Regions from separate parts of the Mus musculus genome. Here region 2 is linked to region 1. The links are chromatin loops, found by intact Hi-C in ENCODE. Cell type or tissue: left cerebral cortex. All regions are shown on one strand. Links, peaks and the distances in the headings refer to the core of each region. The heading gives the core; the rest is flanking DNA.

What was found. A loop is a pair of places that touch in the nucleus more often than their neighbours do. Peaks named below come from ENCODE experiments on the same cell type or tissue, not always from the same donor. Only the 100,000 strongest peaks of a DNase experiment are listed, where the experiment ranks them.
Region 2: a loop joins it to region 1, with 2.6 times the contacts of the local background. A loop is called at or near these places in 2 of 42 quality-filtered maps.

Annotation. Positions count from the first base shown.
Region 1 is chr3:121,528,213-121,543,545 of GRCm38, reverse strand. It overlaps A530020G20Rik (a long non-coding RNA gene), which reads right to left and starts at 10,602. Exons shown (of 2, transcript XR_867597.1): 1 at 10,408-10,602; 2 at 7,339-9,971. It overlaps Slc44a3 (solute carrier family 44, member 3), which reads left to right and starts at 11,202. Exons shown (of 15, transcript NM_145394.3): 1 at 11,202-11,385; 2 at 11,775-11,879. The coding sequence starts at 11,347. Gm38684 (a long non-coding RNA gene) reads right to left here and starts at 11,969. Exons shown (of 2, transcript XR_376017.4): 1 at 11,606-11,969; 2 at 11,082-11,469. In left cerebral cortex, for the core only: CTCF peaks have their summits at 3,363 (motif pointing left) and 7,543 (motif pointing left); DNase peaks (open chromatin) are centred at 3,283 and 7,542.
Region 2 is chr3:121,844,226-121,859,558 of GRCm38, reverse strand. It overlaps Gm33987 (a long non-coding RNA gene), which reads right to left and starts at 8,427. Exons shown (of 4, transcript XR_867607.2): 1 at 8,214-8,427; 2 at 7,307-7,465; 3 at 4,946-5,282; 4 at 4,388-4,490. Gm33924 (a long non-coding RNA gene) reads left to right here and starts at 12,406. Exons shown (of 3, transcript XR_376025.2): 1 at 12,406-12,554; 2 at 12,674-12,847; 3 at 13,314-13,465. In left cerebral cortex, for the core only: no CTCF peak of the experiment used is centred there; a DNase peak (open chromatin) is centred at 5,672.

The sequences.
Region 1 (15,333 bases), core at 2,718-10,717:
GCAGGCATAGGCACTCTATGAACTTCATGCCTTATGCAGTACAACAGTAATGACGCTAAATCAGAGTGAAAGGTGAAAGTTTATAATTCTATCTTAGGGTTCTAACATTGTTTTAATGTAACGGCATCAGGCTAAGATAAATAATACAAAAAGCAAGATTAACAGTCGAAACCTTTTCTAGCCAGATTTTGCTTACGTCTTTAAAGAGATAAAGTTATGGGATTTTTGCCTAGTTAAATAATGACCTCTGCTCTGGAAACTGTTGCCCTGGTTCTGGAATTTCCATACCTTTTGTGACTCCCTCAAAGACCCCACCTCCTTCTCCAGGCTGCCCTGCTTGTTCCCAGTTGATCAGCTACAACAGCCCTGAGGATCATCTACCTTCAACTGTCCTCTTGTAAAAGCTCAGAGCCACTCCGTGTCCTTGTAGGACACCTTGTGGTTGTGGGTCTCATGAACTGATAATGGTATTCTGTCCAAAGAAAACAGTTCAAAGGGAGCTGTTCTGTTTATCCAGGGGCTACAAACAGGGACCTTAGACGGCAATGTGGGTGGGCAGGGAGAGTCATTACGAAAGACAATGGGGAGTCACAGAAATGAATGGGGAAAGGATGGTTAAGTTTTCTATTGTTTTCTCCATTCAGAATCCATTATTAACATGTTAGTAAGTTTCCTTCCAGAATTTTTCTTTTATAGTTATTTTAGGTAGTGGTAGTCATGTTACAGACACAAGTGAAACAAATTGCCCTTTCCCTGGGACTGGAGCACAAACATGCATCATGCTGTCATATTTTCAAAAACAAGTGAGTAACTGAAGTCTTTATTAGGAACTTATACTTTTTAAAGACATTTACAGGGTTTTCAAGTTTAGTTATCATAAATAGACATTTATAACTCCAAACATTTTATACATAAAATTTCAGTGGGTATGTGTGTGGAGGGGTTGATGTATACAAGAGTGCATATGTGTGCATGCTGTGGAGGGGTTGATATATATACATGTGTGCATATGTATGTGTGCTGTGGAAGGGTTGTTGTATATACATGTGTGCATATGTATGTGTGCTGTGGAGGGATTGATGTATATGCATGTGTGCATATGTGTGCATGCATGTGGAGGACACAGGTGAACCTCCAGCACCATTCCTCAAGCACCACCCAGTGTTCTAAGCAGGCTAGACGGGCTGGCAGCAAGCACAGAGACCCTTCTGCCTCCACCTCCCCAGGCTTGGGATTATAAGCCTGTGCTTCCGGGCCTCAGATCTGCCACACGGCTCTGTAAACCAGGCCCAGGTCCTTGCGTTTGCAATGTGCATTACTAACTGAGCAAGCTTCCCAGCCTTCTCCCCAACCCAGAGGTTTTATGCATAGAAAATGACTTCAGTGTTTTCATATATAAAATAAAAAGGGAAAGAAAAGAAACTGTATCCAAAATCATGACATGATTGTGGGATTTATTTATTTATAGGTTATCATACATGAGTAGTATATTTAAACCATTTCCACTCCACCATCTCTCGTTCTAATCCCTCATGTGTTGTATACACCCAATGCCTTATCAAGTTCATGATGTCTTCTGTTCTCTTTCTCTCCCCCCTGGCTTTTTTTTTCCCTTCGGTTTTTCAAGACAAGGTTTCTCTGAGCAGTCTTGGCTGTCCTGGAACTCACTCTGTAGACCAGGATATCTTCAAATTCATAGAGATCCACTTCCCTCTGCCTCCTGAATGCTGGAATTAAAGGTGTGTGCCACTACTGCCCAGCGATGTCTTCTTTAATTATTATTGTGACATGTGTGTGTGTGTGTAATACAACCTGATGAGTCCATTTAGTACATCAGATAAGTACATCAGATTCCATTTTTCTAATTACTTATCTCCAGTGAAGCTGGCATCCCAAATTAATGTAGCTTTTAAAAATAATATTTGTATTAGTTTTTTGAGAATTTCATACAATGTATCTTGGCATTTCCCTCCTAGATCTACTCCTGCCTCCTCAACAACTCCATACTCTCTCTCTCTCTCTCTTAAAGGTTCATTTATTTAATGTATATGAGTACATTGTAGCCGTCTTCAGACACACCTGAAGGGGGCATCAGATCCCATTTCAGATGGTTGTGAGCCACCATGTAGTTGCTGGGAATTGAACTCGGGACCCCTGGAAGAGCAGTCAGTGCTCTTTTAAGATTTATTTATTTAAATTATGTATGTGTGTACACTGTAACTGTACAGATGGTTGTGAGCCTTCATGTGGTTTTTGGAAATTAAATTTTACTCCGGTCAGCCCTGCTCGCTCCAAGCCCAAAGATTTTATTATTATACACAAGTACACTGTAGCTGACTTCAGACGCACCAGAAGAGGGCATCATATCACATTACGGGTGGTTGTGAGCCACCACGTGGTTTCTGGGATTTGAACTCAGGACCTTCAGAAGAGCAATCAGTGCTCTTAACCGTTGAGCCACCTCTCCAGCCCCACAATCTGAACTCTTGCCTGTGTGATGTACAGTATCTTTTCTATTTAAAGATTTATTTATTTATTAGATGGAAGTACACTGTAGCTGTCTTCAGACACCCTAGAAGAGGGCGTCAGATCTCATTACAGAGTGAGCCACCATGTGGTTGCTGGGATTTGAAGTCAGGACCTTCAGAAGAGCAATCAGTGCTCTTAACTGCTGAGTCATCTCTCCAGCCCGATGTACAGTATCATGAGGCCTCTGAATTTGCTCCCCAGGACTGTATCTTGTCCTCACTATCGCTCTAATACATTTGCTAACATAATATTCCCTTTCAAGTTTGATTATTTATACAACAAGTTGAGCCCAGCAGCAGAACAAATGATTAGGGTGCATAAAGCCGTGGGTTCAGACCCCAGCACTAAAATGAGAAAGAAGACAATGAGGTTTTGCCTAAACACACACGTAAGAGACAGTTTAAGATGCTGTTTTCCAAGGCTTCCACCCTACAAAATGCTCCATGAGATTCAGTTTGGAGCTGATTAACTGTATCTTAAAGCAGGCTCATCTTTCAGGGCTCAGCGGGGCCTCTCTCCCCATGACTTCTGTGATTACCTCTGTTTTCTCTCTCTCTCTCTCTCTCTCTCTCTCTCTCTCTCTCTCTCTCTCTCTCTCTGTCCTTTGCGCTTCCTCCTGGGTTTCTCTTTAGATCCCGTTGTCCCAGAGGAAAAACAAAAACAAGACAATCAAACAGAACACAAGATGCCTTGTATATCTAGTGTAGAAGAGAAATCGTGGCTCAGCTCTCATTAATCAACCGATTGGGTAGAGTTCACCAGCCGCTCACTTTGTCTTGTAAATAATTACTTAGAGTCTGAGGCCCATGAGCTCTGCTTGAAGTCTTCTGGCTCCATCTTCTGGATTAAATTGTAAGTATTTGGAGAAAGAACTGGGTGAAAGTCCACAGAGCAGGGTGGGACTTGAGGGAGTGAAATCAGGTGTCTGGGCTCAGGATTCCAGGAGCTCCTGACCCGTTCTCAATCACATCACCCCCATCCCCCACTCCCCCTACCCCCACCCCTGCCCAGCCGGCCTCAGGGAGACTGGCTGGGCCAGCTGCTGCCAATCTAGTGTTTTATCTGTGGGGTCATGACCTGCACTCTAGTGCTTCCTACTCTTCCCTGTCTAGACTTGCAGTCCACGGTCTGACATCAGTTCAGAGGCGCCCACCAAAGCCTCTGACAAGGGCCATTACAATAGCCAAGATGAGCTGAAAGCAAACAGATGAAAGCAGTAAAAATTAGAACTCACTCACCCGGAAAAGGCTGAAGGTGGATGAGCTCTTATTCTAACATCTTTGTACACAATACTAAGGCAGAAAAACTCTTCTGATTCTGTGCCGTTTATATTTAGCGGATACTTCAATATCTTGATCTTTTTTAAATGTATAGCAACAGGCTTTTATGAAGAAAGTCCATTTGCACTGTAGACTCCGTTCTAAGTTAACTTGCCCTTAGGCAAGGGCATGGCCCCTGCCCTTGAGGTCTGAGAAAAATCACAAAATGTCCCTGGAAGTAACAAAATAGACATAGTAGCTGCTGCTAGCTGATAACAACAGAGTGGGCTAAGAAAACCTAAGTCTTTCCTAGGTCAAGGTGCTCCGGTTTTGATGTACGCTCCCTCCTTATGGTTTAACCAGGTGCTGTAAACCAATTAGTTTAAAGACCTTCCACGGACCGGGCTCAATCGGCCCCCCTCAATTCGTGGGGAGTCAGGGGTTCCGGCAGGTGGACATAGAGTCGGCGAGAATGGGGTGACAAACAGACATGACACGAGAGAGTGTGTTGGATCTGAATGTAATGTCAAATTGAGCATCAAACTTTTTATACAGTAGAAAATAGGGAAGTTCGGTGACACATCGGCAAGGTACAATGAGATTACTGGATGCTTAATGACTATCACACAAAACAGGAATGCAAACACAAAGACTGGCAGGAACTGGGCAATAAAACAACTGAGACAAGGTCAGCTCTATCTAAGGTCAGCTATATTCTAGGAAGCCAGGTGTGAGGTCTTTACACTCCCAGGGCAAGGGCTTTCATGCCCAAGTCATGGCTCTAATTAGGGAGTTCCGTTCTAGCTAACCTTCTCATGAATAATGCAATACTTTAAAACCACAGCTTGATCTAATTCCTAAACCATTGTAAATTCCTGTATATGGGAGTGACTTGGCTTTTATTCTAAGTGATTGTGTGTGGGGACTTTCTACTAATAAGTAATGTAGTCTGCCATACATAACTATAATAAGAATTCTAAACTTGGGGCTGGTGAGGTGGCTCAGCGGTTAAGAGCACTGACTACTCTTCCAAAGGTCCCGAGTTCAAATCCCAGCAACCACAGTAACCATCCATAACGAGATCTGACGCCCTCTTCTGGTGTGTCTGAAGACAACTACAGTGTCCTTACATATAATAAAGAAATAAATCTTTAAAAAAAAATTCTAAATTTACGTTGCTAAGCTTGCCCTGAGATTTCTAACTCTATGTAGTATATAGTAAGGCCTGATTTCTTTCACTATCTCTCTTACAATACTAGAGGCAATTCTGAATGTCACTGAATAGGCAACTTTCTTACCAAGACCAGAGTCAGCTCAAGGACTACCTAGGGTATTGGTGAAGGCCAAGAAGCAAAGTTCCATTTTGCTTAGGTATTTGGCAAGTCATTGCTTGGAGGCACCTATAACGAAACAATACTGAAAGGAAGCACACAGATCCATTCACCAGGACAAAATTGGAGCATATGTGCTATGGGATGCCACAGTTCCAGGAGACTAAGTTTCCAAGAAACTCTTCTCCTTGGGACTGCTTCCAGGTTTCTAAACCTGTCAAGCAAGTCACTACTGGAGTGGATGTAGCAAAGACCAGCATTCCTTTACCCTCTCAGGTAACACCAAGGCTTAGAAACACCCGCTTGCAGTTTTCCCCCTGCTTGCAGGGTTTTTCCCCCCGCTTGCATATAGATACAAATAAGTATACAGAAATGCAGATAAATGAATGATGGATAGATGGGTTAGATGTGTAACAAATTTTTGGGCACCCTGAGTTGCCTTCGAGACAAGTGTTTGAAAAAGAACAAAGTTAAGTCGTCAAGCAAGTTGACATTTGGAAAGGTATCAAAGGTGTCACTGAAGCCATGACAGTGTGACCAGAAACTGGTGAGTTGCAGCTGGAACTATGTGTGCACCTATGCAGGTCAGGGCTGAGGGGCTGGAACATCCCTGGGTGCTGTTCTGAGATGGACCCCTCAGCCTGCTTCTCCAGCCTCCTGAGCTGCTCAGGTCCACACACACACACACACACACACACACACACACACACACACACACACAGAGAGAGAGAGACCTCTCACGGTGCTCTGCGCACTAAGTCTGAGCCAGAACACAGGACGCCTTTGTTCTGAATTTGTATGAATAAATTGCAAACAGTGCTTGGTGCGTTTTCTAGGGCTTCCATGACCAAACCCCACAGGCTGGGCAGCTTAAACAACAGCAAGGCACTTCCTCACAGCACTGGGGGCTTGAAGCACAGAACACTTGCCTGTTGCCCAGACCCCTGAATTGCAAACGGTGCCTTCTCCTGGTGACTTCACAAGGCCTCCGTTCTGTGTGTGCTACAGCTGAAAACTGTTTTCTTGAAAAACAAAACCCAGAAGGCTGAGACTGTCTCACCTGTGCCACCCTGGACTCCTAGTTACCTTATAACTAAGACTGTCCTTGGAATTCTATTCCTCTGCCTCCTCTCCGAAGCGCTGGGATTGCAGGTGTATGTAGTATTGGAAATCAAAGTTGGGTCTCACTGCAAGCCAGACAGATACTCCATCGACTGAGCTACTTGTTCAGCCCCTGAGTAGATAGGGTGGAAACCCTCCGTAAGTACCACGCTTATTTAACTCTAAAATTAAAGGGGTTACATTAAAAACCTCATCTCCAACTGCTGAGGTGCTGGGTGCTGGGGTGTCTATGCCTGAAGTTCAGGGAGGGGCTTAATTCAGTGAACAGTTAAGTACACTTCAGTTATCTAGAGCGCTCGCTCAGCAGTCTGGAGTCCTCATCTCGGCTGTTCCACACGTGCAGAAGGCATCTCCTCCCTAGCCACGAGGAGGAAGCGGCCACAGAAGTGGAAACTGCCTCAGATGGGAGATGCACAACAGGCTGGAAAGCAAAAGGGGCAGAGGGACTTCTCTAGAGGTTTCTGTTTCCCAGTATGTAGGTCACCATATAAACCAGCGGTGCAGGAACTGAGCCAATCAAAATGACCGCAACAGCAGTTTATAGAAGGTCGTATTCTGGATCAGAGTTTTCACACTGATAAGTCTGGGTGGCCCTGGAATATGTCCATTCAAACCCCTTCCAGAAAGTTCTACCCTGAAGCCACAGCATTAGAGATGATGAGCAGGTACTTTGGGGTCTATGTACCCCACCCAGATATAGAAACAACTCCCCACCCAAGCTAATTCACTAAATAGTCTAGACAAACTCTCCCGTTTATTACAAATTAAAAGGGTCTGTTTGTATCGCAGTTAACTAAATCTTTCAAAGAGTATTTCACACCAGCCAGAAGTCATGGAGCTTGTTTGGAGCCCACTTACGTTGTAGAAAAAGAAGACTCATCTAAGTTGGCCATTTTAAAAGACAAGAAAACTGAAGCTGATAACTAATGCGTTAAATTTGGCCCAACTCAGGCAGCTGGCATGTGTTAGAGTCTGGCCTTGAACTGAGTTTTCATAACCTCATATCTTCCTGACCAATAAGGTAGGGCATCAGCTAACCAATCCCAAACAGTGCTAAGTTTCATAATAGATAAAATATGCTAGACAACATAAAAACGTATGAGAAACCACAGCAGTTTAATAGGTTTTGATGGAGCATACAGCAATGAAGTATATACATGGAATGTAACCTGCCTTAAAATTTTTGAAATAATAATAATATTTGATAGGTGAATAACAAAAAATGTAGATACAAGAGCAGATACCTAGAGCAGAAGCAATGGAAAAAAAATCTACTGGCTTACAGTGCCATCTGCTGCTGGGAAGTGGTAACTGCATTAGCCCTCCCTGGCAGGGTTTTTCAAGGTTGGCCTAGGAAGGAATCTTACTCATGCTATATAATATAGCTTGTGTTAAACATGAATATGGACTAAGGGGGAAATAAGTATTGTAGAACTAAGGGAAAATAAACTGTAGAGAAAAAGCATAGTACACCAGAAATGGCTCTGCTGCCCTGTGGTAGGAAGCCGCCTAGAATCTTTCAAATAAGAAAGTGTGCATAGTTTACTCCTGTTCTGTGGACCTTACAAGAGTCCTACGGGTTGTTTGTTTGTTTGTTTGTTTGTTTTCTTTCCTAGTCTTTTTTCTTCAAAGAAGAAGTGTTATCTTTAATTGATCATCTCTCTCCTACTTTTCCCCCTTTTGGCTAAAACTCACTTGCTTTGGCAATTTAGCTTTCATACAAATGCCATGTGTTTTTATAAATCGTAGGTTTTCAGAGCTGGGAAAAGCCCTCCAGCCTAGGTTTTCGCATTCACAACAATTAGCTACTCTTTCTCTGTGTGTACCAAGATGTACCCTGCCTCCTTCTTTCTCTGTTTTCTTTTTGGCTTCACAAGAACGGGGGTGGGGGTGGGGGTGGGTAGGAGGAGTTGTTGGATTACAAACTTCAAGATAAACTCTCCTGAGAAGATCTCCATGTATTAATTTCTAAATCAGAGCCAAGTGGTGAGTGGGGTTAGTGGCTTGCCTGGCTTTGCAACTGTACACATTTTCTCCAAACAGACAAGGTAACTGTTGGGTGGAAGAGGAGAAGAAGGCCTAGGTAAGCTGTCACAGTTCACCTTGCCGCCACATAGAGTGGAAGGACGCCAGGGAGGAGGAAAGCCCTCCTCTGGGTTTATCTGCCTGCAGAAAGGATTAACTCTGAGGGAGCACCCACTTTGAATGTAGACTTTCTCCAGCCAAAGGCAGGGGGCTCGGGTGAGACAAGCAGGAGGAAGGAGAGAGCCCCCTGGTTCTTTCTCTTTGCTTTCCAGCCATCACAGAGAGTTCCTTAGCTCCCTAAACCCTCCAGCCACGGTAGAGTGAAGCCTCGAGTCAAAATAAATCTTTGCTTCTCTAAGTCGATGTTTGTGTGGGTATCTATCACAGCCATGAAAGGCTCAGCGAAACATAGCGGAATGCAGCAAGACTTTAGGAAATCAATCACAAGTTGTTTTTTCTAGAAGCATTTGTATACATTAATTGCTAATGGGATGGGTATGAGATACTTGGCAAGAAGCAAAAGCAGATGACATTCTTGTTTTTCAGTAGTCGTGAAGAGCAAATCTACTCTCACATTTCAGAGTAGACAAATGAGCTCTGCCAACCGTGACATTTACCCAACTAGACAATGAAAGTGCTAGTCTCGGGTCACCAAGAGGCTGACATTTGTCCTACAGGTCTCTGTCCTATGCCATCTCCCAATCTCCAAACCCCCTGCTTCAGCTCTTCCTCGCTCCCAGGCCTTTGATTCAAATAGGATCCAGTAGTGGGCATTCATAGCTAATGACGGAGTTATTAGTCACAAGTTTTCTTTCAGGGTGTTTTAAGTTTTCCTTCTGTATATACTCAAATTTTTATTTTGGTTTGTCTATTTAAGACACTGTAGATAGGGTTGATCAGCGGAGAAGATGTAGGGAAGGAATTTCCAGGTGCCTTGGAATTATTTCTCCCACTCTGACACCTTACATAAGAAAGGGCACTAAAAGCATTCAGTGGCACTTCTAAGTGTTACGACTTGTGTCATATATAAGGAAACACATCTACCACATGGTATTTTCTCCAATGAGCATCTCCAGATAGCACCCATCAGGACCAGGTTTCAGGGAAACACAAAGAATTGTCTTCACACTTTGAAAGGAGAAAATGGTTTCTGAAGACCGGTGTGCACCATAAAAGACTTGAGTAAGAGACATATAAGAGACTGGTGCAGATACGTGGTGGATGAAAGTAGGAGGTTTCTTCACCAGGTCATTCATATATCCAGAGGCCAAGAGATGTGACAAGATGTGACAAGAGATGTGATTGTCACGCAAACACTGCCGTTCCTTCTTACTCAGCTTCTGCCACATCTCTTCCATGGCTTAATCCACACTGTTACTAAGTGGAGCCAAATAAGCTGTCATTCTGATCATTTTATTCTCCATGTCTAACAGAGCTTTTTGGTTCTGCTTCATCTTTATTTTCCGGCTTCATCGATACTACCGTAATCATCACAGTAAATATAAATATACATGCTGTGTGTATTTAAGCCTCTCCATCCATCGGTTCTGGTACTAATTTGTTTGAGATGCTGTGGCTAAACTGTGCTCTTTCTGTAGTTGTGCAAATGTCTACTTGAAGGGGGGACTCTAGGGGATGAATTCAGGGCCCCCTGGAAATCCAGCTACTCGTTCTGAGAAGCCTGCATTCAGGAATGTTCTGAGAGCTAAGAGTGAGAAGGAAGATAATTAGCCTGGAAGGGATTCCTCCCCGCACAGCAGAGATCCATTAAGGATCATTACCCTCTAACCACTCCCTGGTTATTTTTTAATATAATATTTGTACTATCTTTTACTATTTCTATACATACATGCAATATATCCTGATGCTATTCGCCTCTAACTTCCACCGAATTACTCACACAAGTCTCTGAGAACATCCCAAAAGAGGAAGCAGAAAGATTGTAATAGCCAAAGGTCGGAGAGGACCAGAGCGAAATAATATCTTCTGAAACATGACGGGACCTCTGCACTTAGTGGGCTAGCAGCCTGACGGTGTGGAGGGGCAGGTAGATGGGTTGGGGCAGAGAAAGGGGACCGAGAAGGAAAGTCCTCCGCAGCCCTTTTTAAAACTCCTCACCTCAGCAGCGCTTTGGTGCCCACCTGAATGTTGAAGAGAAAACTGTTCTTGCCAGGGACATTCACACTGGATGTGCTTCAAAGGGTGCCCACTGGAAAATCAGATGATGATGCAAAGAGGAGGGAAGTGAGCACCCCACACACAAAAGGGAGAGAAAGAGACCTACTGATAGACAGACAGAGAGAGAGAGAGGAGAGAGGAGAAAGACAGGAGAGAGAGAGAGAGAGAGAGAGAGAGAGAAAGAGAGAGAGAGAGAGAGAGGGAGGGAGGGAGGGAGGGAGGGAGGGAGGGGGAGAGGAAGAGGGAGAGGGAAGGAGGGAGGAAGAGAGAGAGAAAGGAGAGAGAGAGAGACAGGAGAGAGAGAGAGAGAGAGAGAGAGAGAGAGAGAGAGAGAGAGAGAGAGATATTAAATCAGTCCTCTGAGGGCTTTGTGTTCCTGGGACTCACGCTGGAGAAGATTCAGCCTTATAGAAATAGCAGCTGGAATGATAGACACTGAGCCCCTTGACAGAGTGTCGCCATTGCTGTCTGATCTTAGCTCAAGGATGACAACAGATTGCAACTTGATGCGCCTGGAAGAGAACTGGTGAACCTTTCAGGGCAGGATTCGGCACACACAAAGCACCACTTACCTGTGTGTGACACACCCCTGCAAGCTCCCCGCCCTCAGGAATGATCCCTGAGGCCTCACTTCTAACTCCAGGCGCTGGCAACGGGCCCAGGCGTCGCACAGTGGTCAGGAGCACTTCCTGGGAACCGGTGCTGCGCAGGTGCCACCCCCGCTCCCAGCAGGTCCTCCCAGCCTAAAGCCACCACGGAAAGGGCGTGTCTAGGGGACCAGCGCCCTGGACCTCTAGGAGGCGCTGAGCCCTGCTCGCCCTGCCGCCCCTCCTGGGCCACTTGGCCCGGTCGCCGCACCTCTGTCCCGTGTGCAAGGCGACCACCGCCGCCGCCAATCCCAGATGCCGGGTACCATGCAGTGCTTGGGCGCCGAGTACCTGGTAAGAGCGACAACTTGAGTCCTGAGAGAAGCGGCCTCTGCGGGCACCTACCTGCACAGACAGGACGCTTCCGGCTCCTCTGTCCTTTGGGAGATAAACCACTTTCTCTCAGTGACACCGCTCCTTTAAAGACACCTGGCACTGAGGACCCAGTACCTGACACAAGTGTTGGGCTGAGGCCAGGAAGGCGCAAGGGACTAGGGGGTGAGGGGTGTCTTACCTCTAGTAAGAACTTGGCCCCCGGGGGGGTTTCACATCCATCCTGCAGAGAGCTGATCTTCCCCAGTGATAGAGTTGAGTTGCTTTAGCAGCCTTTGGAGAGGTTTCGGTTCGGTTGATTTCACCTAACTGTTTCTCTTGCTTTTCTCAACTCTCCGTTTTCCTGGAAGGTTTCTGCAGAGAAAACAAGGCAAAGAGAATGGCGACCCCAAATTTATAGAAAATGCACCGATACACCGTGGCTAGTCTTGTTCTTTCTCTTTTGGACTGGTTTGGTAAGTATGGCTGCTTGGCAGGCCTAAATCCCGGGTGTGTGTCCAGATACAAGTGTGTCTTAGACGTTACTGGTTTAAAGTTTATGCTGCAAGGACAAACTTCTGTGATTGGTTTAGAATGACCATGAGTTAAGAAATTCTTGTTCTGGGATTTCACAATCTCCTAAACTCTCTGGGAAGACTGCCTTCCTGCCGGAGACCAAGATTTATTGGGTAATTCCATTAGGATATGGAGAATCACAGCTTGCAGCAGTGCCTTTCTTCTTTGGCTTTGTAAGCTCTCAGAGTGGAAGTCCTTTTACATCATCCATACCCCTCAGTCAAGTATTTCTCAACATTTGCTGTTTTCTAGCATAGGAAAAAGTCAAGGTCTAGAAAGAGACTGCTTTTTTAAAAACTGTGTACACACAGAGTTATACACACACACACACACACATACATGCACGGCCTTGATCTACTGTGTTTAACTTGATGCAACCCCTCTCATAGCACACTTGTATACACGATCGATGGTAGACCCTACCAGACCCTGCCGTGACATCCGAGGAGTCTCTCAGAGCTGAGTCTTGACACTTATTCTTAGAGCTTCATTCACTTTGTTCAAAGGCTGTGCTAATGAAGTCACCCATGCCGGGTTGGGTCATGCTGTGTGCTGTATAGTTAATGATTCACTCAGGTTGCCCTATAATATCTACCTGATAGTAATTACCTTTGTTAAGAAGACTTTAGTTTGAATTGACTGTAAAAACCACATTTGTTCTTTCCAAGTAAAGGACGCATTCATTTAATTTTTAACTTTCCAAATGGTTTTGCGTAGATGTGGTTAGATACACAGAGAAAGGCTGGGCCTGGATGTGTTTGTTATTGCTGCTGCTGCTGCTACTGCCACTCATAAGGCCCTCCAAGCTCTCTTTAAGGAGCTCAGAGAAGTCTGTGTACCTACCTAGTCCTGTTGCCTTCCCTATCGTTGGTTGCCATTTCTCTCCAGTTCTGCTGTTATGTAAATATAGGGAGCAGCTGTCCCTCCTGCGTCTGCAGCTTTGACCTTGGGCTGTTAATGTTATTTAATGATCCTCCCTTGCCCCTCTGCTGCTCAAACTCTCAGGCTGCCTAGAGAGAAGATCGCATATGGCCCTTCCCAGCCTAAAGAATTATTAGCCGGCTGAGACATTGCACACCCTGAGCTGGAAACTGCAGAGAAAGTACACTTTGTTTGTAAGAGAAATCTAAAGGTTTCCATATGCCCAGATTCTCTTCACTGTGTTAGGCATAAGAGTTCTTTTTTAGCTGACTGGCTTCTTTCATCTTCTGCAAAAATTTTAGCTTCAGATACCTGTTTAAAGCAGGACAAGGTATGTGTGTGTGTGTGTGTGTGTGTGTGTGTGTGTGTGTGTGTGTTCACTGCTGCACTTCTGGGTCTTGTGATGGATATACCAACTGACCAAGTGTAGGACAGGATTATTACTGATGGTGCTGGCCCTGGCTGGGGATAGATAAAGAGGCTTATGGGAAGATGCCAGGCTTGCATCCAGAGCTGTCCCTGCAAATAGAAAGGACACCAGCCTGTGCTTATGCTTGTATGAAATTCATAAACAGAAAGCAAGCCTGAAGCTCTGAATTCTCCCTGCCTCTACTTACCCTCCAGTGTCCTCTCCCACCTCACTCTTTCCCAGTTATCTTTCAACACTCCCGTTTACCCAGACCCAGCTCAGAGCAACTGCATTTGAGATCACAACATTCCAGCACACACACTTCCTATAGCTCTGATACTGGAGTGCCTGGACTCTGAGGCCAGGAGCTGGCCAACCCTAGCTTAACAAAAGAAATCCAGGCCACAGGGATTGGTGAAGAAGAGTGTATTCATTTGCAGGTTTGGGCAGAACTGGAGAGCAGAAAAGTTGGTTGTGTCTTTCCACCTTTTCTGTTGGAGTCTCAGAAGCCCTGAAAACAGAGCCAGGAAATACTCCTATGTGAAATAGGTGGCGTGATAGATATCAATGCGGTGTGAAGGCTCTTCTTGGGAGCCGTGGGCTCCCTCCTTGCAGGGAGTATCTGGGGTGCCCTAGGAAAGCTTTAAGTCTTTGATGTCCATTTTCCAAGGGTCTTTTATGCTGCCCACTCTCTCTGGTGTGGAATTAAAACCACAGCAATGGTTCACAGTAGTGTAGAGAGAACTCAATAAACCCTAGTCCTTACCCTCCTCACAAACTTCCCATAGACGATATCACATGCGAAACCATAATGCATAGAAAATATGTTGTTATTAGATAACTCTCTAGTGATATAGGCAAAATATCTGTCTCTCTCTCTCTTTCTGTGTCTCTCTGTCTCTCTCTCTGTCTCTCTGTCTGTCTGTCTGTCTGTCTGTCTCTCTCTCTCTCTCTCTCACGCACACACACACACACACACACACACACACACACACACACACAAATCCTGCACTCTAGCCTAGAAGGACAGAAGATATGCCAAGGTTGGATCAACTTATCAAGCAGGCTACGTAGGCACACTGAGCCATACTTCCGTGCACTGCCTTGAAACAGAAAAAGAGTGATCCTGCCTCTTAGCAAAGATACCTGTTCCCCTAAAAATCTCACTAATGAAACCCAGGAGGAACTTGAAAAGTGGGAAGGGACAAGGGTCTCCTCCCCATATGGTCTACAGTTGATAAGTCCTCTTTCTTTGGGGGCTGGAAAGTCTGGTGTCCTCCCCTGAGCCTTTTTTCCAACCTTGACTGAGGACAGAGAAACCAATCACCATCATCAGCATCAGCATCATCAGCATCAGCATCATCATCATCATCCTGGAGGCTGAATTTTGAGGGTAGGCACTAGGTTTTGTGTATCTTTGTGTTCCCTAGTAACAGTCTCTGGCATGCCCTGGGCACCTGAAGACCATTTAATACTCTTGGTTTTGAGAAGGGTTTTTTTTTTTTGGTTTGTTTTTGTTTGTTTGTTTGTTTGTTTGTTTGTTTGTTGAGACAGGGTCTCATGTAACCTGGGCTGGCCTTGAACTCGGTCTTAAACTCCTCCTGGTCTTCCTTCCTCTGCCTCCTGAGAGCTGGGCTTTCAGGCATCCTCCACCTGATCAGGTTATTGATTATTTTTATTTCAAAATTGACAAAGGAATGCAGGGCCTCTGGAATACATTGGCTTTAAGGCAGTATAACTTTGGAGTATGTGACCATACCTCATGTTAGTGGATAGTGTCCCGCAGCCTCTGTCCCTGAATAAGCTTGCCGGTACCATATACTTTCAGGTGACATTCTGTATGGAAAGACTGGTAAACTTACTACCCACACTCTTAACTAAGCTTGTGTGAAGAGAAGAAACCTTGGCAGAGGACGATCAGATGGATATGAATAGTACAGTTGTTTGGACTGAAATTTCAAATATTCCACACTCCCTATAAAAGTGGAGTTACAAAACAACAATAACACCAATACCAACAAAAT
Region 2 (15,333 bases), core at 2,421-10,420, 320 kb before region 1:
GCAAAACATCTGTGTTTAAAGACAGTAAACAAAATTTAAAAAGAAATATGAGACAAGTAGCAATAATCTCCATTGGGAATAATTTGCCTTTGAGCTGTTTTTAAATACAGTGTCGTTTCATGAGCTTCTCTGTATTGTTCTCCTTCTCCTGACCCAGGACAGAGGCTTCGGGAGAAATGTTTGAACAAGCATGCTTGCCTCTCGAGTGAGCAGGCTGTAACTTGACTCCAGAGCCAGCTTTTGAGTAGAGTAGAACAGCTTAAACACTTTTCCAGTATTATCCCAGTGATCAGGGGAGGGAAGAGAGCAGAGAGTGAAAAGGCTTAGAGTTAAGAGATTTTTGAGAGTGGAGAGCAAAGAAGGCTTAAAGATAAAGGGATTTTCAGATCATTTGCTTGTGCGGAGGCAGACGTTCTTATAATCTGGGAGAATCTGGAAATCAAGTGCGCCATTTTCTGGCCGTTGAGACTGATTACCTGGTTTGTATTGAAGTCAAGTCGTTTTCAGTAAGACAGTGAGGCGCTAATAGAATCTTTAAGTCTGAGGAGGAAAGAGATTAGAGAAGGCAGGTGAGGCACTGAGTCTAATTCTGAATGGGAAGAGCTCTAGGGGCGAGCTGAAAGATAGAAAACACAGAAGCAGAGTGAAGAAGACAGGAAAGAGGCTTGGGGAATCATCTGCAACCAGGAACTCTGTCAGAGGGAGGGTTCCGATATTATAGAGGCCCAGGAGGGCGTAGAGCAGCTGCCTGCTGTTCCTCCACAACTTACAGGCTCTGAGGCTAAGAGAAACAGAGACAACAGGTTCTAGTGAACCAACAAGAATAGAGACAGAGCAGGCAACTCCTAGGGGAGGTGAGGAGAGACAGAGTGGTTAGCCATGGTTAGAGACAGGGAAGCTCCAGGCAGCAGCTGAGACAGATGCAGAGGGAGCCAGGAACACAGCATGGAGATGGGAGAGACTTACAAGGGTAATGCTGTGGTGACAAGGGTTCCAATCTGGGGTGTCCTCAAGGGGAGCAAGTGACTTGTCAGATAGGTGGGCAGGATTAGTGGAGGGGTGTCTCTCTTCCACAAGATGGGGTGCCCAAAAGGAAGCTGCCTGATGAAGTGGTATAGTGCTTTGGTAGGCTTCAGGAGCTGAGAGACACAGCAGGCAGCTCTGAGAAAGACACTTACTCAACTAGATGAGGACCGACGAGATGTTAGAGCAGACGGAGAAGTGGGTGAAGAGTGGACTCTAGAACCTGGAGTGCATGGTGGGCGACAGAAGCCAGCAGAAATAAATAAACGGTCCATGCCTCAGGAGAATCAAATCTGCAGCTCAATTTGGTTAGGAGAAGCCGGGCCCCTTAAAAGGGGTCCATCTGTGCTCCAAATGTATGCAAGGGGGCTCATTACAGAAACTGCCAGCATGATCGCTTCATTGAGGAAAAGGCTTTTCATTTGGGGTAAGAGAGAGAAAATATCCAGAGGTGTCTGGAGGAGTCCAGAACAGAGAGAAAGAAACAAAGTGGTCATGGTCAGGACTGTCTGCAATAGAGGCAAGGAAATGCAAGAGAACATGGGGTGGACAAATCACACAGGTTAGAGGGAGGGATTCCTTCTGGGGACAGAAGACGATTTCACGATTTCCTGAGGAAGGCTGGCTTTTATCTAAGCACCAGAACTTCTTCTACAGTCCAGCTTGAGCTCATTTCTAGATGGATGCACTCCTGAGACCTAAGAGAAAGGTGGTAAGAGGAGATGTGGTGGCTAACCTCAAGGAGACTGTTTTCCGGACACAACAGGGCATTAAACTCAAGGACTCAAGGGTTTAACACATGCAAACTCAAGGACTGTAATAGCATTCACAGGACCCGAGGAAGCACAAACTAGATAAAATAATCAGCATAGGGGAGGGAGGGAGAGGGGGATGGAGGGAGGGAAGGAGGGAGGGAGGGAGGGAGGGAGGGAGGGAGGGAGGGAGGGAACAGAATTCCATTACCTGAGGAGCTATTGGTATTTGATAGCTTCTGACACAGGGAAGAGTTGGTTTTCTTTAATATTGTGACCTCTAGTTGGTTGACCAAGAGTAATTGGGCAATGCAAACTGTTCTCAATTGGGGAAGAAAAAGGAAGAAAGAAAGAAAGAAAGAGAGAGAGAGAGAGAGAGAGGAAAGAAAGAAAGAAAGAGAGAGGAAAGAAAGAAAGAAAGAAAGAAAGAAAGAAAGAAAGAAAGAAAGAAAGAAAGAGAGAGGAAAGAAAGAAAGAAAGAAAGGAAGAAAGAAAGAAAGAGAGAGGAAAGAAAGAAAGAAAGAAAGAAAGAGAGGAAAGAAAGAAAGAAAGAAAGAAAGAAAGAAAGAAAGAAAGAAAGAAAGAAAGAAAGAGAAAAAAATCTTGAAGTGGGGGGGTGGGTAGACAGTAAGGACAGAAAGGGAAGATATGGAGGGAATTGTGGGATGGGGTGAATATGATCACAATACATTTGAGATTTTCATGAGATTCTCAAATGATCAATAAAATATAAAAATGTTATCTATTATATACATATACATATGCACATGCATATACACATACATAGGTATGGTCAAGTGGTTCCAATATGTAGCTAGCACTAGTTCTTGTGTTGCCGTATGATATAAATGCTACAGATTTTGTAGCCACACCTTGGCTTTTTTAGGATAGGCTCTCACTATCTTCTCAAGCCTTGCTTAGCTTGAAACTCAAACTGTTTCCTAGACTGGCCTCAGACTTAACCATTCTCCTGTCTTGGCCTTTCGAGGGCTAAGGTTTATAGGCATGAACCATCATTCTTTGAAAGATCTTATGTTTTGATTCCTACTTTGTTGTTGGAGAACATACTTACATGATTCCAATTCTTTTAAACTTGTCAGGATTTCTCTTATCACCTCGGGTAGTTTGGTATGTGCTCCATGGGTCCATGAACAAATTGTGCCCTGCAATCTCTGAATATAGTGTTCTACACCTGCTTTTAGGTCTTGCTGGTTGATATAGCTCTGAATTCTTCTAATCCTTGATGTTTTCCTGCCTGCTTATTCTACTAAGCCAAAAAATAAAGTTACATTTTACTTGCACGTGTGTGCCTGTGTGCGTGCGACTGCACCATAGTGCACATGTGGAGGTCAAACACAGCTCTTCTACCATGTGGCCCCAGACTGGGTAGCAAGTGACTTTGCTTGCTGAGTCATACTGCCAGCCCTCTACTAACTTGTTGTTGCTTGTCTGTTGGCTTTTCGTTTTGTTTTGTTTGCTCACCATGCAATCCAGGCTGGACTGAAACTTGCTCTTTAGACCAGGCTGGCTTAGAACTCATAGAGAGCCAACTTCTTCTGCCTCCCAAGTGTGGTGATTAAAGACAGTGACACCATTTACTACTTTCTATTGATTCTTTAGAAGAAGGGCATTGAAGTCCTTATTGTCATTCCTGGCATATCAATTTCTTCTTCTTTTTCTTCTTCTTTTTCTTCTTCTTCTTCTTCTTCTTCTTCTTCTTCTTCTTCTTCTTCTTCTTCTTCTTCTTCTTCATATAGTACTTGAGTTTGTGCATGTGTTTGGTTTAATATATTGATGGCCACATCTATTCCAACAAGGCCACACCTCCCAATAGTGCCACTCTCTATGAACTTATGGGGGGGGGGCACTCTCATTCAAACCACCACATGGTGCTTTATGTAGAACTGAGGCTGAAGAACGAAGACCTTACGAGTGGAATTCCATGGACGCCCGTTAGGACCATAGTGTTAGAGTTGATAGTCTGTCTTTGGGAACCACACTGGAAGCAGTAGAAATCTTAATTGTTGAGCCCTGGCTGTCATGGATCCTCTGTCTTTTCCCATTTCCAGAAGTTATTCGTGTTTCTACTGGTTGATGAGCCTTGAAGCCTCCAGAGCCTGAGGCTCACTTCTCTGCTATTCTTTCTCAGTCACTTTCTGCTTGATTGTGTCTGTTGGAGTATTACTGCTCCTACAACTAGCTCACCTGTCTCCCTTTTTCCTGCCTGCCTCCCTCCCTCCCTCCCTCCCTCCCTCCCTCCCTCCCTCCCTCCCTCCCTTCCTTCCTGTGTCCTTCCCTCTCTTCTTTTCTCTCTGTCTCTCCCCTTCTCTTTCTTCTCTCCGTTACTTTAAATTTCTCTCATTTCTCCTCCCTCCTTCCCCCACTTACCCTCTTTTCTTCCTTTTTTCTGGTAGATTCTCTGTAAGAAAGCTCACAGTCCATCTTTTTTTTTTTTAAACATTTATTTATTTATTATATGTAAGTACACTGTAGCTGTCTTCAGACACTCCAGAAGAGGGCATCAGATTTCGTTGCAGATGGTTGTGAGCCACCATGTGGTTGCTGGGATTTGAACTCAAGACCTTTGGAAGAGCAGTGGCGCTCTTAACCGCTGAGCCATCTCACCAGCCCCCCACAGTCCATCTTTTAACTTTCTCTGAGTTACACTTTCATGTAGTCATATGACTAGCCTTGAAATGCAGACTTAAGAAAGGGCTGTAAAGATGAACAAAAAGCCTACATTAAAGAGCTCACAGTTTGGCAAACAATGTCACTATTATAAAGCAATTTTCAGCATAGAGATGATTAGCATCTCTTTCCTTTCATTTTAAAAAATATTTTTGGAGACAGGGTCTCACTATGTAAATCAGGCTGGCCCCAAACTCATAGGAATCTACCTACCTCTGCCTTCTGTGTGTTGGGGTCATCCCCAGTCCTTTCTCTTTAAATATTTGTGATTATTTGTGTGTATGTGTGTGTGTGTGTGTGTGTGTGTGTGTGAGAGAGAGAGAGAGAGAGAGAGAGAGAGAAGTTTCAAACTCCTAGCTCTTTATAAAGTTTAGAATTACTGTAAATATATACTAATATATCACCCCCCCCCCACTGTGCAGTAGGACATTAGAATTCATTCCTCCAACCTTTTGATTACTTCTCTCCTGTCTTGTACTTACAGTATCTGCTTGAGCTGAGTTTCCTTAAGTCCTCCATCTCCCAGTTTTGCAGTGCACACAAAGTCTAGTGTTTCCCTTGGAGGGGGGGAGGAGGGGGAGAAAGAGGGGAGAGGACTGGGGAGATGGCTCAGTGGTTCTTATCCTTAAGTGCTCTTCAAGAGCACCGCCTGCTCTTCCAGAGGTCCTGAGTTCAATCCTCAGCAACCATATGGTGGCTCCCAAATGAAAAGCTGTTTTTAAACTTAGTCCCAGTAGCTCACGTCTTTTGGATCCATGCCATTCTGCGGACCACTCTTTCACATACTTGGGAGATTGCTTTGTGCCAGAATTCCAGGATCTGAGATTCAAAAAGAGAAAGAAAGGTCTTGTTTGCATAGACTTCAGACCCTATAGGCTCCTGATTTGCATTCTATTTGCACAGGTGAATTCACAACTGTTCCGGTCCTTATCTACCCAGACCTCAACAGAATCACACTAGGAATTGGAGTGCTGAAAACATGGGCTGTGGTTACCTGGTGCTGATCAATGATTCAGGGAATGTGAAGTGAGGATCCAAGGGTCACCTGTCACTCACATCACCCACATGGTTCTTTAGAGAGCCAGCTGTTCCAGGCACTGTCATTCCATTTGATTTAAAAAGCTAACTGCACAGACAGATTTCAGGCAGGGAAAACACCCATCCCACCTCTAGAGCTGCCTCCTGCCGAGCAGACTCAGACTGTAGGGAGTGCTTGGGTAGCTCTTTGCTTCTTTGCCTACTTGTTTTGAAGTAGGTGTTTTGCTTAGCATATGATCTCTCTTGTGGGAAAGGCTGGTCCTACCAACTCTTACATAATCAGTCTGCAATAAGTCTCATTGCTCCTCCCTCACATCAGGGTTCTTAAAGCTGATCGTCTATTTAAATCTCTCATACCCCTAAGATGTGGAGTGCGGGTCATAGCCTACAAAGAGTTCCTGACCCCAGTCCAACCTGTAGACATTCTCACACTCATGCAGCATAGTGAATTTAATATTTCTAAGCTCTCACTTAAAGATAGACAGGTGGGCTATGGTGGTGCATATCTTTAGTCCCAGCATTCAGGAGGTGGAGGCAGGTGGATCTCTGAGTTCAAGGTCAGTCTGGTCTATAAAGCAAGTTATAGGACAGTCAGGGCTACACAGAGAAACTCTGCCTTGAAAAAAATTAGAGATAGTAGAATTATTAAGTGTATACTAGTAAAAACTGGTGCTTTAATTTATCTTAGCTTTAAGTTTTTTCATCTGAAGATGGAAATAATAGTAACCTCACAGGTTTGTTTTTTAATGTTTTTGTTTGTTTGTTTGGAGTTACTGATGATTGTAAGCTGCCATGTGGGTGCTAGAAATTGAACCTGGTTTCTCTTCAAGTGCAGTCCGTGCTCCTAACCAGCTATCGATATCTCCAGCCCCTTCACCAGTTAATTCTTACCCTAGTGACTGGAGTAGCCCAAACGCCTATTAGCAAATAAACAAAAGTTGTATGTAATGTGGTATTTGTTTAGCTGTTCACTCATTGATGAATTCCCATTTTAAAATGCTGATGCTTGCAAGGCAGGTACTCTACAGCTGACCCACACTCACAGCCCCACCTTCTTAAAAAAGGATTCCCTAGTGAAAAAGAATGAAATTCCGACATATGCTATTGTATAGAGAAGCCTTAAAAACATGATACATGAAATAGGCCAGACACAACAGGAGCCGTCCATATTCAATGATCTCACTCAGATGTCTACAACAGTCAAACGTACAGAGATAGAAAGCATAGCAGTGTGGTCACTGCAGGATTTAAGAAAGGGGACACTGGATGTCATTGTTGAATGAGTACAGGGATTCAGGATTTTAAAAAGTCTAAGTCAGGTGTGGTGGCCCAGGCCTGTAATCCCAGCACTCGGAAGGCAGCCCCTCTGTAATGGGAGGTTATCCCAGGCTACAGAGTGAATTCCAGGCCATGGTGAAACCTTATCTCAGCCTAATCTAAACTAAATCAAGGAATTTTTTTACAGAGGTCAGGATTACACAATGTGAATGTCATTTATGCCACTGAACTTTACATAAACTTGGTAGATTTCATGTGATATATTTTACCTAATGAAAAATATTTTTAAAGGGCTAATGCAGTGAAACTCCTGGGTTATTTGTCGCCTCTCCTGTGCTGTTGCCTAACTCTCTGTCCCTTCACAGCTGGATTCAGTGTGATGTCAAAGGCAAGGGCCATATCATAATGTGGCTTGTCCTTTGCTGACCTCCCTGTGTGCCTTGCAGTTGGCTGGACTCTGTAAATCATTGACTTGGCAAGTGCAGGCTCTACATAACCTGTTTTATAACAATGTGGGCCATGCTTACAAAGCAGCAGGGCAGGTTCTCAGTGGGAGGCTTCTCAGATGTGGCTGAGAAGGAGGAGTTAGAATCCGGCAGGCCCTCGATGAGGTTGACTTCTCTTTTCCTAAGCATGCATCTTTGGGGAAGTCACTCTGTCTGTTCATCTTCTATCTGCTCTGGTTTCTATAATAAAATGAAATAATGTGTGCTGAATACAGCCTTCGGGGCTCAGAAAACAGTACCCAATATAAACTTTATTTATTTATTTTGATATGAAGCAACATTGCCAACTTAAATTCATTGAGAGTCTGTCAATTTACTTAAAGCAGATACAGATTCCCATATTACAATGGATATTTCTGCAACAAAGCACCATATCTTGGCAGGCGGGGGGGGGGGGGCAGGGGTTGGGGAGGAGATGGCTGTCCACTAAATTATTGTTGTGTAAGCACAAGAACTTCAGTTTAGATCTCCCAGAACCCATTCACAGAAAGAAAGAAAGAAAGAAAGAAAGAAAGAAAGAAAGAAAGAAAGAAAGAGGGAGAGAGGGAGAGAGGGAGGGAGGGAGGGAGGAAGGAAGGAAGGAAGGAAGGAAGAAAGCCTACACCTGCAATTCTAGAGCTGAGGACGCAGATACGGGAGGATCCCAAGGATTTGCTGGGTAGACAATATAGATGAGCCATCAGGCTTTGGTTTCAGAGAGACTTTGTTTCAAAACAAGGTAAGAATGATTAAGGAGAGCACTTCATATTGATCTCTACATGCAGGTTCACGCATGTACATATATATACCCCCCCCCCCATGCTCACATCCCCATACACACACAGACATACAGAGACACGGACACACACACACACACACACACTGACACACACACAGACGACAGTGTCTTGAGAACCATAAGGGAGATTTAGAGGGTCATAAGACCTACCTGCCTAGGCCCTTAAGCAATCTCAGATGCACCAGTAAGATGCTGAGTGTTCTGACAGAAGGAGAAGAGGCTTTCCCCAAGTCAGGGAGAGTTCTCGCTCAACACTTAGAACCACTCTTAGATGGAAGTGGCCACTCAGAGTCTTCAAGGGAAGCTGGACTCAGTAAAATCAGACTGAGATTACAATTTATTAAGAGAAGAACTATTGGCCACACCCATAAAGGAAGTGAACCACTAAAGACCAGGGGCATTGCTTAGAGGCTGGCCTTGTTTTAAAGACTGATGGTGGTCTGTGGGCGTAACTCAGTTGACTGGGTTTGGCTGGCATGTGTGAAACCCTGGGTTCCCAAGGTTACAGGCCCGTGCCTGTGATCCCAACACTCAGGAGGTGGAGGCAAGAGGCAAAAAGTTCTTCCTTAGCTACAAAGTGAGTTCGAGCCAGCCTGAGACACAGAATAGCCTGTCTCAAAATAAAAGTAAAAATATCTGTAGGTGGCTTTGATATGGGTCAGAATAGAAAGCAGATGACTTGGCCGTACAGATGAAGTAATGAAAGGCCAGCTTTTCCCTGTAGCAGAAACCAGAAATTCTTCTTGTCTTCTAACTCCCCGGGGGCTTGTTACAGGATAGAGCAATGGGTATCCTGTTAGCCTAGGGAAAGGGCATGTGGCCATATTTCCAAGTGACTGTGAGTGGCACAAGAGACTTTCTTGGAATCAACATTCCAGAACTCTAGAAATGATCTTGAGAAATAAAATACAATCAAATACTAGAATAAGGCCTTTGATGTCCCAATACCTGGTGGGGTGAGGAAAGGCCTGAGAAGGAGAAAGCAAGCACTTGGCACAGGGCAGTCCTTGGCGGATGGGTTAGTGGTGCGGCGACTCAGTGTGCTGCCACCAAGCCTGACAACCTTAGTTCTGCCTTGGGACCCACATAGTGGAAGGAGAGAACCAACTTCCAAGAGTTGTCCTCTTGTATACAGAGTTGGCACACATGTATAAGCATGAGTGCATACACACGTCCATACACACACATACACACACACACACACACACACACACACACAAATAACGTAGTAAAAATGTTTAAAGAAAAAGAGAAGACCACAAACTGTCCACAGGCTGCTGCACACAGCGCCCCTTACCTGATGGGCAACCACTGTCAGGAAGATCTAATGTTAATCTGCTCTAAACGTCCCCGGGGGGTGGGAGTGCACACTCACACCTCATTACTCACCCAAATGTTTTGGATTCAAGAATGAAAGACACACAGGCAGCCTTATTTTTAATATGCCCTAAGTAGCTCAACGACTGGACACTTCCACACCTCCCTGTAGCTAACACACACTCTTTTCCAATATCCCAGAATTATTACTTCTGTTAACAGGTATTATTAACACCTGTTTTTCATCCCTGCCGCCATGTACCCAGGCCTGCAGCCCTCATGGACCAGACTCCTGACTCTTAAATCTTGGCAGAGTCTCTGGCTCTCTCTCTGTCCTACATTTCTCAGGCCTACACGTCTCAGATGGGGACTTTCTTCTTCCTGGCAATGGATATTCTCCTCCTTTCCCATTCTTTGCAGAGGAGTGGGGGGGGGACAAGGCAGGGCGACCTCAAAGGCCGGACTCTGTCTTCCTGCCCAGCCATTGGCCACTGGCAACTTTATTTACCAATTAGAAACAAAAGGGGGCAGGGGCCTTCAGCGTCTCACACACAGGTGTAATTTAGGAACCCAATTAGCATAGTATAAGCAATAAACCAAACCCACCGTTACCCTCATTCTGTCACATGTTGTCATTTCTTTGTGTGTCTTGGCCGTAGTGGCATGTAAATATCCTGTGGTTATCAGTGTTTCAAACGTAGATGAATTCTATTATCCCACCCATAGAAGATATATATCACTAATCTCCAAAGAACTTGATACTTCAGAGTCCTGTGTCTAACCCTACTACTATCACTCAGAGCTTGGAAAATGTCACCCCAATAGGACTTCAAAGAATGCTTCTCTGTCTCTATAAGGATTTGCTTTGGGCTTGCAAATGTGATAGAGAAATGGATATGTTTGTGTTTATATAATAGGACATCAAATAAAACATCAATGCATGATCTTAATCTTGAAGAATGTGCCTGGAAAAAATAAAGTGAAGGATATTCACATGCTCTCCCAGGAGTTATGCTTTATTATATTTATTATATTTAAATATGCCCACCTGTGGTTTCTAGCATTTGAGAAGTTTATTACCTTTATTAAAATGATGGGTTTTTTTTTTTTTTGGATTTTACCTACATTTAATTTTTAAAAATAGGGTCTTATGTAGTCCCGGGATGTCTTGAGCTGTTTATAGACTAAGCTGGTCTTGAACTTCTGATTCTGTTGCATCTATCTCTCAAGTGCTGGGGTTTGCATCATCATTCACTTTTGTTTTGAGACAAGGTCTCAAGATGTAGCCTTGGCTGGCCAGGAACTCAATATGTAGACCAAGCTGGTCTTGAACTCACAGAGATCTGCCTGCTTCTGCCTCTGAGTGCTGGGATCAAAGGCACAGACCCACATGCCTGGCTTTTATACAGTTTTAAAAATGCAGATCTCAGAGCTTCAGGAACATCTTCCATGTAAGGAAGATGAGCATCCAGGTAAAAGGCTCATCAGCAGTGACAATCTATTCTTAAAAAGCATCCTTGAAGGTCATGGTGAGCAACAGGCTTTGTCCATTATATTGATTTAGGTTATCCTAGTTTATATTTAAATTTTATAATAGAAGTAGTAAGTCAGAGTTTCATAAATACAATTTTTTTTCTTTCAAGACAGGGTCTCTTTGTGTAGTCTTTGCTGTCTTGGAACTTGCTCTGTAGACCAGGCTAGCCTGGAAGTCATAGAGACAAACCTGTCTGTGCTTCCTGAATGCTGGGACTAAAAGTGTGCACCACCACCGCCTGGCTACACTTCCTTTCTTAAAGGTAAAAATTGTTACTAAGAAAACTTAGCCTTTATTCTAGTTTACTATACACTGTTAGCTCCAACAAGACTACTGATTCAAGTCAGCACATGTTCTTACAAAATGCCTTGAAATAATGCAAAGCTGAACTTTTATCTAGTAGAGAGGGTACTATAAACACATAAATAATAATATCAGAAATCATTGTCCATTCACATACTCAACAGAAGACTTTCAGAAGACTGTACAATGCTCATATGAATTTTTCACACATTCTAAATTTTGAGGAGTTAGTATGGGGATTCATAAATAAGAAAATGTTTGGATTTTGTAGGCAGCCTATTTATCATTTGATGACTAAACAAATCCACTGGACTATTTGAGATGTTTAATGAGCAGTTGGTTCTATATATTTTTTAGTTTTGTACCAGACTGCAGAGATTTTTTTTTTTTGAGCTTCTATAAGTTGTTTACTGGCTCTTTGGTTTGTTTTTTCCTTTCAGTAAACATGGTAGATCATTTGCCATTAATTCTGCACTTGTAAACCTTCTTTCTGTGTGAAACTTATCCTGCTAATATGCCTGACTTTCTATTTCACAATAAAGGGCAGCTCCCCCCTCCTCCTCTTCTCCCCTTCTTCCTCTTTTTTCCCCTTCCTCCCCCCTTCTCCCTCCTCCTCTCCCTCCTCCTCCCTCTTCTCTTTCCCCCTTCCTCCTCCTCCTCCTCCTCCTCCTCCTCCTGCTCCTCCTCCTCCTCCTCCTCCTCTTCCTGCTAATTCCTTCCTCCTCTTTGCCCAGTGTCAAAGCTAGCCTCAGACTCTTGGTCCAGTTGGCCTCACTCCTGAGCACCATCAGGCTTGGTTGACTCCACAGAGCTTCTTGTCAGTGTAGAGGTAGGGCAGCCCCAGGGCAGGACAAGGTGTTCTGCCTTTGCCTCTTGATTCACTGTCATCTTGGATGGATTACTTCACTGAACTACTCAACAGCCAGGCTTGAGTTGTTTGATGTGATTCACACAGCTCTTGATTCCCTGCTGTTTATTAGGTGATGGCTTCACTGACATTTTAATAATTAATTAATTTTACATCACAAAGGCAGTTTCCCCTCCCTCCTCTCCTCCCAGCCTCCACCCTCCCCCCACCCCCCTGCCCCCTGCCCCCCATCCACTTCTTTATTTTTCTTCAGAAAAGGGAAGGCCTCTGATGGATATCAACCAGCCAGGATATATCAAGTTGCAGTGAGACTAGTTCCCTAGTGTTGAGTCTGGAGGAGGCAGCCCAGTAGGAGGAAAAGGGTCCCCAAAACAGGCAAAAGAGTCAGAGGTAGCCTTTGCTTTCAACTGTTAGGAGTCCCACAAGAAGACCAAGCTACACAACTGTTACATATCTACAGAAAGCCTAGGTAAGTCCTGTGTGGGCTCCTTGGTTGGTGGGTCAGTCTCTGTGGGTCCCAGGTTAGTTGATTCTATAGGTTTTCTTGTGGACACATTTTTTTAAAGTGAGACATTTCTGCTTCTGCAGGTTCCTACGTTGCTTTGTCCCATCCCCCACAGCACCAGGCTACTCATTGTCTCCTCTCTCCTACTCCTGCTGTGTCTCTTCCTCACCCACCCTTTTCTTCTGGATGGCCTGCAGAACCCCAAGTCTTCTATTGTAGAAATTGATTTCACAGTGTGAGTCCTTTTCACTAATGAGGTAAGTGCCTACTTCACAAAATCAACTCACCCCCCCCCCCCCGAAGATACTGGAACCTGTATTCTGTACATGAGAGAAAAATATGTTTCTTAACAGAGGAACACTAGTCATATGTAGAAACAGGCATTGTAATGCACATTTTTAGGAGGAAAAAAAAAGCAACTTTTACTCTTTGTCTTTGAAAGTTGTTAAGTGTAATATAATGGTTATGCAATATTTATCCTCAACAGATAAATATTCACAGTCTGTATTTGTATAAGGCATCATCAAAACTTATTTGTAAGCTACTTGTTTGAGAGAGCCTCAACGTTTTTCTGCAGAAATTCTCATTTTTAGAATAATTTTATGGGGAAAACTAATTATTAGTTGGATCCTTGCTCAGTGAGCATACACAGATCTGAAATTTTGCTTATAAAACTTTCTCCAGATATCAATGAGGAGGTGGTAAAAGAGTTTTCTCTTACAGTTTACAGGGTTCTTGTCAAAATGCTGCTATGGATGATCCAGAGTTTGATTTCAGGTTGTATTTCCAAGTTTGGTAACCTGGCCTTCCAGTGATAAGTGCTTCCGGTTTCAGTGACATCTCCCACCTGACGTCCACACAACGTGTGCGTTCCCCCCCCCCCAATGGCCTCCAGAGTCTCCTACACACAGCTGTTTAGGAACAGACTTCCGTAGTGACGGGATTGTTCTCTTAGTGATCTTCAGTTGGCTTCCTATTACACATAGGATGAGGGCCAAACCCAGCCTAGCATCATCAGTGCTAAGACTTACCTTCAGTCAGTTATTATAGCAAATATCCATGACGTGTTCTGCATGTTGGGTGCAGTGCTGTGTTGGGATGACTCAATGACAGACCACCTCAGGCCCAGTTCTGGGCTCATGTAGCTTAATGTGGAACATGTGTGCTTGGCCTTCTGAATTCCATGGTCACAGATCACCCATCACACTCCAGATACACTGCACTTTCCTTTCTCCAGACTTCTCTCCCCTCCTCCCTCCCTCCTTCCCTCCTCTCTCCCTCCTCCTCCCTTCCTCCTTCCTCTTTCTCCCTCCCTTCTTTTCTCCCTCCCTCCTCCCTTACCTCCCTTCTTTCTCTTCTTCCCTCCCTCCCCCTCCATCCTTCCTTGTCTTTCTCTCTTCATCTTCTTCCTTCTTCTCACTTCTCTCTCTCTCTCAAAAAGGAGAACTGAATTAATTTCACTTTTTCACTCTTCTCTTGAAGCCAACAATGAAATTTCAGTGGTTTGGGCCTTAAAGAAGGTAGTTTTCCTCCTCAGCCTTATGGAAGAGGCACAGACAGGGCAGTCTTACTGGAGCCACTGGAGGAACATGGGTGGCTATGCCTGTAGGCAGGCAATGCTTGCCTCCAGTCAGTTATTAGAAGAGCAGAGCTGGGAGACAATGGCCTCTGAAGCCTCCATCTTGCACTGTCACCCACAGTGACTAGTGCACTGATCACTCAAACTGTCACCCACAGTGACCAGCAAGCTGGCAAATCCCTTGCCTCCCTTGAGTCGAGGTTGGCAGAGGTGATGGCTGCTTTTTGTGGTGCTCAGCCCTTTCTACCACAGGTGTGGAACTCTGTCTCCTTGTGAGCCTCTCATTTGCCTCCCACATCTCTGTGAACTGTGCCTGAAGATAACATATGCCAAGGGCACACAATCCAGATGAGCCCAAAGGTTTCTGCTGGCTTCCTGCAGGCACTACTCACTTGCTGTAGACAGCGCTCTGTGCTGGGTCATTAGTTCTCCAGTGTCAAAGCAAGCCACCCCTATCTGACCGGTCTCCATGGAAACAACAGCAGCACATGCTCATCACTGTCCTTCCAGGGGCTGCTGACCACAAGGAAGCTGGCTAGACCAGGTCAGGTGGAGGTGTGCAGAATAACCCTGGCCCTCTACGGGGAAGATTCGCATGCTAGCTGGTCAACCGCAGCAGTAGATTGTTGGTTACTGTTCTCAAGGGACAGCAAAATGAGTTCCCCTTTTCTATAATACTGTCCTGCACCTTACAGAAATGTACGTAAAAGCAAATCTGGGCCCAGAATCCACATAATAGAAGACAGACTTCACCATGCGTTCTGGGATGGCTGCCTTTGGGTAGGATTTCCTTATGAGCTCAAATACTTTGGCCGCCATGTTCTCTGAGGCTCCACGTTCTACCCACTGCCTCTACTCTGACCTGCACATGAATTCTCCCCTGGCATGCTTCCCTTTCGCCACAGTTACCTATACATTCTTCAAAAGACCAGGCTTTTAGCTCACTTCCTTCAAAAGGTTTCTCAAAGTCCCCCAGCTAGGATAAATTTATTTATTCTCCAGAAGGTCTCTGTACTTCCGTCAGAATTTATCACAGCACAGAGGAAACATGAACTTTGAAGTTACAAAGCACTAAGCTCTAAGCCTGGTTTTGCCACTTACTGACCATCTAAACGAGGTAAAGTCTTTCTTTCCAGAAGGGAGAGAATGAGATCTGTTCCTCGT